2 separate regions of the Mus musculus genome follow, and region 1 is linked to region 2. A link is a contact called in ENCODE Hi-C or POLR2A ChIA-PET data. All regions are on one chromosome and are shown on one strand. The core of a region is the stretch at or near the end of the contact, and the rest is flanking DNA. Distances in the headings are between cores, read along the strand shown. Region 1 overlaps Eva1c (eva-1 homolog C (C. elegans)). Region 2 holds the start of Eva1c (eva-1 homolog C (C. elegans)).

Region 1 (4,809 bases), core at 1,727-4,226, 37 kb after region 2:
ACATCATTGTCTGCTGCCTGCTTTCTTTCTTCCTTCCTCCCTTCCTTCCTCCTTTCTTTCTTCCTTCCTTCCTTCCTTCCTTCCTTCCTTCCTTTCTTTCCTTCCTTCCTTCTTTCCTTCCTTTCTTTCCCTTTCTCCTTTTTCTCTCTCTTTCTCTTCCTTTCTCTCTCTCTCTCCTTTCTCTCTCTCTCTCCCTTTCTTGTCTTGTCTCCTGATGGGGACACTCACCATACAGCATTAAAAGTTTCCCCTGAGCTCCAGATGCCCTCCTTTTAACTACTTATAACTGTGTTCCTGTTTTCAAATCAAGTCACATTCTGAGCTACAGTAGGAACACGGAGATACATTATTCAGTCCACAACAAAGCTCTACTGTATTTCCCACCACCTCCCGCCTGCCCCGCTGAACTTCTTCCCGGCAGGCCTTACCCTGTGCAGGCTGCCCCCCACCCCCAGCTTTCCTCTCTGGGGTGAGGCAGGCCCAGGAGTGGTTTCCTGAAGTTTAATGCCATCCCCTTACTCCAGGAAGGCCTGGAGATTAGAGAACTCAAGTCGTCCTCGGGACGGGTGTCCACACGCCCAGGGACACCCACTCAGCATATTTTACTAGTTCTTAGGCTCTTCCAGATTCCCTGGGCTCATGTCCAACCCCTTAGTGTGCTGCCTGAAGGGAATGGAGCCGTCCAGCCTTGCACCAGGCCATCACAGACCAAGATACCTGGCCCAGACAGGAAAGCCAGCATCTGACCCCACAGCCCCCTGTGGCCTCCTTTGGTCACCGGCCCCAGGTCTTCTGCAGAAGCTATATATGCCCACACCTTTTTAACTCAGCAGCCCCTGCCTCAGGGCCACTAGCATCTCCTTGCTCTGAAATCTGTGCAGGAATGGGGAAGGGGGCTTCCTGGGGCTCCTGTAACCCAGCTGAATATTTTCCAGGTTACTTAACCAAACTCCTGCAAAACCACACTGCCTATGCCTGTGACGGGGACTATCTGAATCTACAGTGCCCTCGGCATTCAACAATAAGTGTCCAGTCGGCATTTTATGGGCAAGATTACCAAATGTGTAGTTCCCAGGAGCCCATCTCCCAGAGGGAAGACAACCTGACCTGTGTGGCATCCACCACTTTGCAGGTATTGCGTTTTGTGGGTGTTCTAAGATCATGAAATAGGTTTTCCCCCCTCTCTTTTCTCTACCTCTGTCCATCTCTTTCTCCCCTTCTTCCCTGCATTTATGTGTGTGTGTGTGATTTTTACAGTTTATTCAAAGCAAATATCCATGAAAACACCAATTATTATACATCATTCATTTTTGCAGGTGAGCTACTACTTGCTTCTCAAAATGAGTCTTTGTCATAGAGTACAAATGGAATCCCTGTGAGATAAAGTGTTCCCTCTGCACACATTCAATATGAAGTTGGTCACAGGTGCTCTCTTTACTGCAGTGAAGCAAAACAGCTATGCTGGACTTCAACCTACAGGCCCATATCACTGATAAATGCCCCCATGGGGAAGGTGGAAACCCCACATGTCTTTCTGATACCAGGATTGGCAGTCACGAGCTTCCTAAAGAAAGGCCCAAGAGTCATCACTAGTTGTCTTCTGTGTCTCATGGTTTGCTTCTCCATCTGTAGACGACCATGTTATTCTCACTTGGAGAATATTTTGAGTGGTCTTGGCTGAATTTGTTTTTCTTTTGAACAATGCCAGGGAAAACAACAACAACTTCACAACAACTTCACAACAACAACAACAACATCTTCTTCTTCTTCTTCTTCTTCTTCTTCTTCTTCTTCTTCTTCTTCTTCTTCTTCTTCTTCTTTCTTCTTCTTCTCCTTCTCCTTCCTCTTCCTCTTCCTCCTCTCCCTCCTCCTCCTCCTTTTCCTCCTCCTCCTTCACTCCTTCTTCATTCTCTTCCTCCTACTCTTCTTCCTCTTCATCCCCCTCCTCTTTCCTCTCCCTTCTCCTCCCCATCTTTTTTCTTTTTCTCCCCCTTGGGTAATTTTGAGAAAAAGAATGGTACACACAGAGATCAATTTTTTTCACTGGTGGAATTAGCCCATTTGTGGCTTATACGTGCAACTTTTTTCAGTACTGGGGATTGGCTGAACCTAGGATCTCCTGCACACTAGACAAGCATTATAGCCTTAGGCAAGCTATAGTCTCAGCTCCCTCCCCCCCCTTTTCATATTTGAGACAGTATCTTGCTAAGTTGCCCAGGCTAGCTTTGAACTTGCTCTGTAGCCCAGGTAGGCCATGAACCTCCACCCTGCTGTCTTTGCACAAAAGCTTGGATTACAGGCCAACTTTATCCAAGCAATTTATAACCTGTTACCCCAACTACCTGGCTAAGATTACTAAGTCACTGTCCTGGGATGATTTTAATGCCTCTCGAGTTCTTTGCAACAGATGGTGTTAGAAGTCAGCTTGATCATGCTCAGCATAGAATATGTGGATGAAGGTAAATTTACCAGAAGGTCTAAGGAGCCTTCCGTATACCTTTTCTAATGCCCACAGAGAAGAAGCAAAAATATGAGACGACACAAAAGTTCTTCCATTTTTCATCCCATGTATTCAGTCCAAAAACCATAGCATCTGGGTGTGTGATTGGTGAACAACAGAAAAGAATGTGTCTGGCTGACGAGTCCCTGGACATGGCTTCTGTGCTGTGATGACAACCTGTTTCTTTGCAAGTCAAGCAGAGTGTCTTTGAGTGCCCCACCCTGCCCCAGTCCCTCCCTCCCAGCCTCCCTCCCTCCCAGCCTCCCTTCCAAGAACTACAGTCCTGTCGCCCATCCCCCCCCTCCCGCCCCCCTTACCCAACCCGGGTGGCCAGGCCCTCTGCTGCCCTCCAAGGTGCATGAGAGGAGAGCTGGCCAGCACCAGGAGCACAGAAGTACCCGAGGTTGAAAGTGTGAACTGCTGGCACCCGCATCCTTGCTCCAGCCTGGTGCCCTGAGGGAAGAGGAAGTTCATTTAGGCTGACTTGTTAGCATCTGCGAACACAATCAGAGGCTGAGGCTGCCAGGAACAGCCCTGCGCAGCTCAGCAAGTTCCTGCCCCCTGGGGCTTCACACTATACTGAGTCAGCCAGTGTCCCCAGGGGCAGTGGTGTTTAAGGTAGGGACAGGTTAACATCTGCCAAGGTAGCCACCATGGCGCCTCTCTGCATTTTGCAGTTGGTAACGTGGTTTGAGCACAGTCTGCCTCAGAGCCTGCTCCAAGGCCATGATGGAAGAACCTTACGGAAACATCCAAAGGCTGTGTAGTTTACCAAGACCAGTAGCCATGCCAGGGTGTGCCATCATTCGAGAGCTGTGCCTCCCAGGGGGATAAAGGGTCCTCCCCTTGGGAGTTCTTTCTGATCCATATCTCCTGGGTAGGTGACATGGCAGGACCAACACCCTTCATGGAAATATGTGTTCCTTGAGCTGCCTATAAGGACATGGTAACTCGGGAAAGCTCAAAAATTTGCATAGAGTTAAGTCCTAAAGTATGTGCAGTCTCTTGAGTACAGTTCCCTTTCTGGGTTTGGTATCTCTTTCATTAGAACCAAGGCTAGGACCTGAGTTTATTCCGGGCAGGGCGTTCTCTGGGAGCCAGAGCCCAGAGGAGCAGCAGGACGGCGTGGATCTTTCCATAAGACAGTGTAGGGTTTTCTACAAGCTTCCAGAGGGGTTGCGGGAGAAGTTTGTTGACTGAGTATTCCACTAAAGAAACCATTCAGCAGCAAGGTCACAGGCTAATGCCCTTGAGTTCGTTAAGGGTGGGAATCGCTTTTATTTTATTTGGTGGAACAAACTTTGTGTGTTTGAAGCTTTCCCCAGATTCCTAAAGCCGGTCAGTGGCCTTTCTAACAGTAAGGAGGTGTGGCCATAATTCCTGGCCATAATGTCTCAGCTTTAAAACTTGAATTGCCCCCTTGCTGAACAATCAGAAGTGACTTGATGGCACTCACGTCCCCTGGATTCTCTGAGGGACTGCACTTTTAAAAGAGTCCATCACATTGCCCACTGTGGCTGGTTGGGGGTGGCTCTCCCATGGTCCTACTTCTCTGGACCAAGCCCTTCCTTCTGGATGTTATGGGGAGATGCTCCACCCCCACCCACCTCATGTGATTCCATCCAGGACACAGCTCAGGCCAGGCAGGGAAGCCTCATTCCCCTAGGGCCCAGATCAAGGCAGGTTTGGGGTCCAGCAGACACCTGTGCAGTTTACAAGCCTATCTTTTTCTACCCCTCCTTCCAGAAGGTGCTGGACGAGTGCCAGAACCAGCGGGCCTGCCACCTCCTGGTCAATAGCCGAGTCTTCGGACCTGACCTTTGTCCAGGAAGCAGTAAATACCTCCTGGTCTCCTTTAAATGCCAACCTAGTAAGTAACTTCTGAGTGGGGGGGACAGTGTGTTTGGGGTTGGCCCCTGGTTTCATGGACACTCCTGACCAAAGTCCTCTGCCTATCCAACCCCAAATCCCCTAACATGAAGATCAGAGAGAAAGACGCACACGCACACATGTGTGCTCCTACTTATGAGTCTTTCAAATGTAAAAAATCTTTCTCAAGGTGTAAAAGTCAACTGCATTGATATTGAAAGTATCCACGGGGTAGAGGAAACAGGAGTGTTACTAGGCTTGATTTTCGCTGGGCTCAGAGGCATGGGTTCCACCAGAGCCACCAACCACCACCTCAGGTGTGTGTGAATTGGCTGTCCCCAGTTTCATGGATGTGAGGTGTGCTGGAGTATTGTGTTTTTCCCTTTGACTTTCGCCAACCACAGTACCCAGGACCTTATGATCAGCCCTCTGAAAGCTCT
Region 2 (4,692 bases), core at 42-2,541:
TTACCCAACATAAGACGTTCATATTAAACTTATATCCCATGATTATTGAGGCTGTGTTTTTAAAAAAGATTGTGTGTGTGTGGGGGGGGGGGCAGAGTAGAGTTCGAGTTCGTGGGTCCCCTGAGAGAGATTCAGGGTGGTTGCAAGCTGCCAGCGCTGGGTGCTGGAATCTGAACTAGTGTCCTCTGGAAAAGCAGCAAGTTCTATTAACCGCTGAGCCATCTCTCCAGCCCAAGGCTATGCAAACTGGGTCTCTCCATACAAACACCAGTATTTAGCATTTTCTTCCCACCCTCAGGATCTCAATTTGGGCGACCTAGCCCCCCGAAGGATGTGTGGCTGTCATCCTCCTAGAATCTAGTGGTCCAGCTCTGAGACAGTGCCACAGGGAGGCAGAGTGTCCTCTTGTTCTGCTGGCCTGGCCTCCGCACTCTGAGCTCTGCTCCCAGAGCAGGGCGGGGCTGGAAGCCTAGACCCGCCCTTGGGCCTCATTATCTACGTTTCCGCGTCAGGCGCGCTGGGTGAACTTGGCAAGCCCTCCCGGCGGTGGATGGGGAACACTTTGTGCCGAGCGCCCGCCCGCCCGCCGGGCCCTCCTCCTTCCCACCGGCGCCGCGGGGCCTGGACGCCTGCGCTGTTCTTAGGTCTGGGGTCTCTCGAGTGCCTAGCACCTGGCCCCGCAGCTCTGGACTCCCGCTCATCGTCCCTGGTGTCATCACCGATCTATTGGTCTACGGGTGTCCAAATGCGTAGACACCGCACGTAGTCAACAGGGTCATATAGATGCCGTGGCCCATTTTAAAACAAAGCTCAATTATAAGCGCTCAGCCGCTGTTTATTCCAGCCCAGTTTCAGATCCCCGAGGGCTGCTGTCAACTAGCACCCACAGGAAGCTCCATCCGAGCAAAAGGAACCTGGCTCGGAGCCTCGTGACTGGTTTGAGACTACCAGCTCCCTCAGGTCCGGACTGCTAGAGCCTAGGCAGATTTCTATGGTGGGCAGAAAGTTGAGGACCCAGTCTCCCATTCAGTGCGATCAGACGTACTGCGTGCTTGGTGGCTGAACAACAAGCGCTGAAGGTGGCAGAGACGGTAATGTCTCTATCTCCGGGACCTCACCTCCCACCCCCCTTCCCACGATCTCCGCTCCCCTCTAGCCAGGGCTGTACGCTGCTGCCTTGGTTCTAAAGTGCGTCACGGACGGGCACCAGCCGCGCTGCTCCACCGGCCTGGGTGAGGTTGGCGCCGAGCCAGCGCAAGCTGAGCCAGCAGCTCTTGACCATCACCCCGCCTAGAGACACCGGCGTGGAAAGCGCTCAAGCTGCGCAGCATCGGGTCGCTGCTGGAGACGCTCTCCGCTTTGGGCTCGGCGCCCCCGATCGGCCTCGGCCAAGCTCCGGAGCACGAGGTGACACCCCCTAAACTCCCTAGGCTGGCTCCCTAGGTTCATGGAGCCAGGAAGATTTCTTCTGAAGAAACTACGCCTCGGCCTCCCTGGGATCCTCGCCCCGCCCCGGGTCTCCGCCCCCTCCCCTTGGCTGGGGATCCCGGACCCGGCGGCGACCGCCTAAGAAGCTCCAGCAGCCTGGACAAGGAGGCGGCAGGGGGCCGGGAGCTGGTGGCTACAGACTCGCCCCGCCATGTGACGCGGTCCTCCTTGCCTGCGATCCCAGCGCCAGCGCCCGCGCCCAGCCGCGCCGCGCATCATGCTCCTGCCAGGACACCCGCGTCCACCACCCGCGCCCCAATCGGCGCAGAATCAGGGCCTCCGCAGGCAGGTAGAGCCTCCGGGGCAGCTTCTGCGCCTGTTCTACTGCACGGTCCTAGTGTGCTCCAAAGAGACCTCCGCGCTCACCGATTTCTCTGGTAAGAGCGCTCTTGCTTGCCTCGAGCCCGCGTTCCCCTAGCTGTTGCCCAGGTGAGTGGCCTCTGCATGGGGCACTACCTGGTTGGATTAAAGTTGAAGTGTTCTCCCTAACTAGTTATCTTGCCTCGTGGGAGCCCTTGGCATCTAGGTGGTGGTAGCAGGGAAGTCAGCCCTTATTAAGGCCGGGCTTATTTCGAGTTTCTCTAGGCTCTCTTGACTTTTGTTAGTTTCCTGGGCATCGGCGACGCAGCCCTGACCTTTGCATGTTCACCAGAGGACCCCTAAGCTGAGCCCGGACCCCTAAGCTGAGCCCGGACCCCTAAGCTGAGCCCGGACCCCTAAGCTGAGCCCGGACCCCTAAGCTGAGCCCGGTACCACGCCCAACTCTGGAAGATTGCCGTGGTCTGGACGAAGGGTTGCACTTGGCTGGCCACTCACACGATAAGGGTGCGTCCCAACCAGACTCCAGGGTACCCATGTAAGGAGACTTGTCCAGGGCACGTTGGACAGAAAGTCCAAGCCAGCCTCGAGGGGGGGAGCCTGGGAAGACTGGAGGTCTGGTGGAGATGCCCGGAGACTGATAGAAGCTGACAGAACAGAGACTGGACTCAGAGGCATGACTCTCCAACAAAAGGTGGCAGCACCCCCCCCCCAACACACACACACACACACACACACACACACACACACACACACACACGACTTTCTCCTGCCAAGTCAAAGATCAATGTGCTCTTTGGCGAATTCCTACCTGACCTCTGAGCAAAATACCTTAGCAAGGTGTGAGGCAAGGCTGCAGGTGGCAGTTAGTTGTGGGGATGGTTTTTAGAATCCATGCTCAAAGTGACAAATGTCTTTACCACTGCAACCGCCCCGGATCTCCATGTGCTCGGCATCTTTCTCCATCAACCCCAAGAAGCATCTATCTCTACCTACATCCTTTCTCTTGGGACCTTCTGCCTAGCTCAGGCTGGGCACAGACTCTAGCAACCCCCTTGCTACCGTTTTTTTTTTTTTTCTTTTCTTTTTCAGCATAATTGTGGTAAAGTCACCTGTCTGCTCCGCTCTGTTCTGCTCGTGTGACAGACTACTAGGCAAAGAAACTGGAAGTGCAGACTTGAGCTGGGTTTCTGGTTTGCTTACAGAGAATGTCATTCATTGTTAGCTGAGGTCAGAGGTTCTTTGCTTAGAATATTTAATATCAAGGCAGTGTTCTTGCCCGGCCAAGGAAGCCAAGATATGCCTGTTTGGCAAGCAAACCACAGTCCTTAAAACCAAGCTGCAGAGAATCAAAACTCTGGTAAATGTGCTGAGGAAATTCATCGGGTTTTTTTTTTTTCTAAGCACTGTGAACTTTTTTCTTTTTCTGTGACAGAACTTTCTTGGCTTCCAGAAACTTTCTGTGTTTGCTGATTTAAGCTGTAGCGAGCAGCTCCGAGTTCAGCCACTCTCTTGCCCTGATTATTGTAAGGAAAGAATTAAAAGCCGACAACCACCCTCACCCCCCCACCCCCATCCCATGACATCATTGCAACTGAACAAATATTGCTTTAGACAAATTGTAATGAAACTCCCCCACCGGCAGATTATAAACTCTTAAGAGTTTGTTTCTTGAGGGAAGCAGTTACAGTACTAACAGTGTGCAGTTTACCACACGAGTCTGGAAATTAACTGTGCTTAGCACCTTGACATAGAGCAGATCTAATCTACAAACTGGGAGGCAGCATCCTGTGAGAAGCAGGTGCTTTGGCTCTTAAGTAGTGAGATTGATGGATGGCTTTTCCTGCTGTTTTCCATGGTTTCTAAGTCTCAGAGCCAACAGCAGGTGGTGGCATTGCCGGGCCATTTCAGCCTTCCTCCTTACTCTCTAGGGACAGAAAGAAACATGTGGTTCTGTCTTCCCAAACTGTAGGCCTGCTCAGGTTTAAACCCAGGTTCTATATAATGTGGGACAGGGAAAAAAACCTCCATAGTCTCAGCGAGAAAAGTTGGCCCATTTAACTTTAAATTGCAGCTGCGGGAGCAGACCGTGCAATAATGTGGTAGCATACAGGGAAAACCTACGCTCCCAAATGGACAGTTCGAGTGTTCAGTTGAGAGTGTTGGCCTCTTCTTGTGATTGATTTCCTGTGGCCTCTGTGCCTGATTTCCTGGGGACAGGCAGGCCTGTTCCCTTTCGGGAGTTTGGCAAGTGTGTAGGCAGGGACAGACACAGCAGGCTCTCCCCTGCAGAGCCTTGCCACAATAGCCCAGGGCTAGGAGCATGTTTGAAGACAATACAGATACTTGCTTTCTAAATAAGAGAAACATCAAAAAGGTGTGGGAGAGAGAGGGAGTTCAGGACCCCCTGGGCTCGTGAAGAAGGACAGAGGAAGTGTCCATGTGAGAGAACATCCCAGAAAGTCGTGGGCCCCCACCAGAGGGCCCCTGTCAGAGTCATTGAGTGCAAAGAAAGACTCACCGTTCATCCCTGCAGTTTGAGAACATTACTAATGTCCCCTCTCCTTTGCAGCTTTCCCAGGCTAATGCCTTAGGCTGTCAGCTGCTGTCGTTTTTCCTGGGTCATTGATTCCCCCCACCCCTAGAGATTCTACCATCAGATCTCTCCATAATCCAGAGGCTGCACAGCAGCCTGTCCTTCCCCTGTGTGCTTGTGACTTTGACTAATCACTCCCAAGACTGCTGAGGCCCAGGCCCTCTTCTCACTGAAGATTTTGTGCTTCCCAACTGTGATGGCCATGGAAAGGCTACCATCCCTGCATTACAAATGTATCCCAGGGTAGGAGTGGGTAAAGAAGCTTACCACCAAGCTTGATGGCCTGAGTT

Evidence for each region. A loop is a pair of places that touch in the nucleus more often than their neighbours do. ChIA-PET counts read pairs that join two places held with the same protein, here RNA polymerase II (POLR2A).
Region 1: a loop to region 2 is called in a map of heart, with 1.9 times the contacts of the local background. The contact joins the enhancer-like site here to the promoter of Eva1c in region 2. A Hi-C loop is called at or near these places in 1 of 37 maps with a recorded cell type or tissue (heart). POLR2A ChIA-PET finds 5 or more read pairs at or near these places in 2 of 5 experiments (Patski and embryonic stem cell).

Annotation. Positions count from the first base shown.
Region 1 is chr16:90,865,320-90,870,128 of GRCm38, forward strand. It overlaps Eva1c (eva-1 homolog C (C. elegans)), which reads left to right. Exons shown (of 8, transcript NM_001199210.2): 2 at 936-1,132; 3 at 4,247-4,370. Among named protein-coding and RNA genes, the nearest start is that of Gm36363, 17 kb to the left of the region's middle. Within about 2 kb of position 2,977, at least 1 of the 3 ENCODE cell types and tissues checked has a DNase peak (open chromatin) inside an H3K27ac peak, as active enhancers do; it is heart, where a contact is called at or near this core.
Region 2 is chr16:90,829,568-90,834,259 of GRCm38, forward strand. It overlaps Eva1c (eva-1 homolog C (C. elegans)), which reads left to right and starts at 1,292. Exons shown (of 8, transcript NM_001199210.2): 1 at 1,292-1,865. The coding sequence starts at 1,706.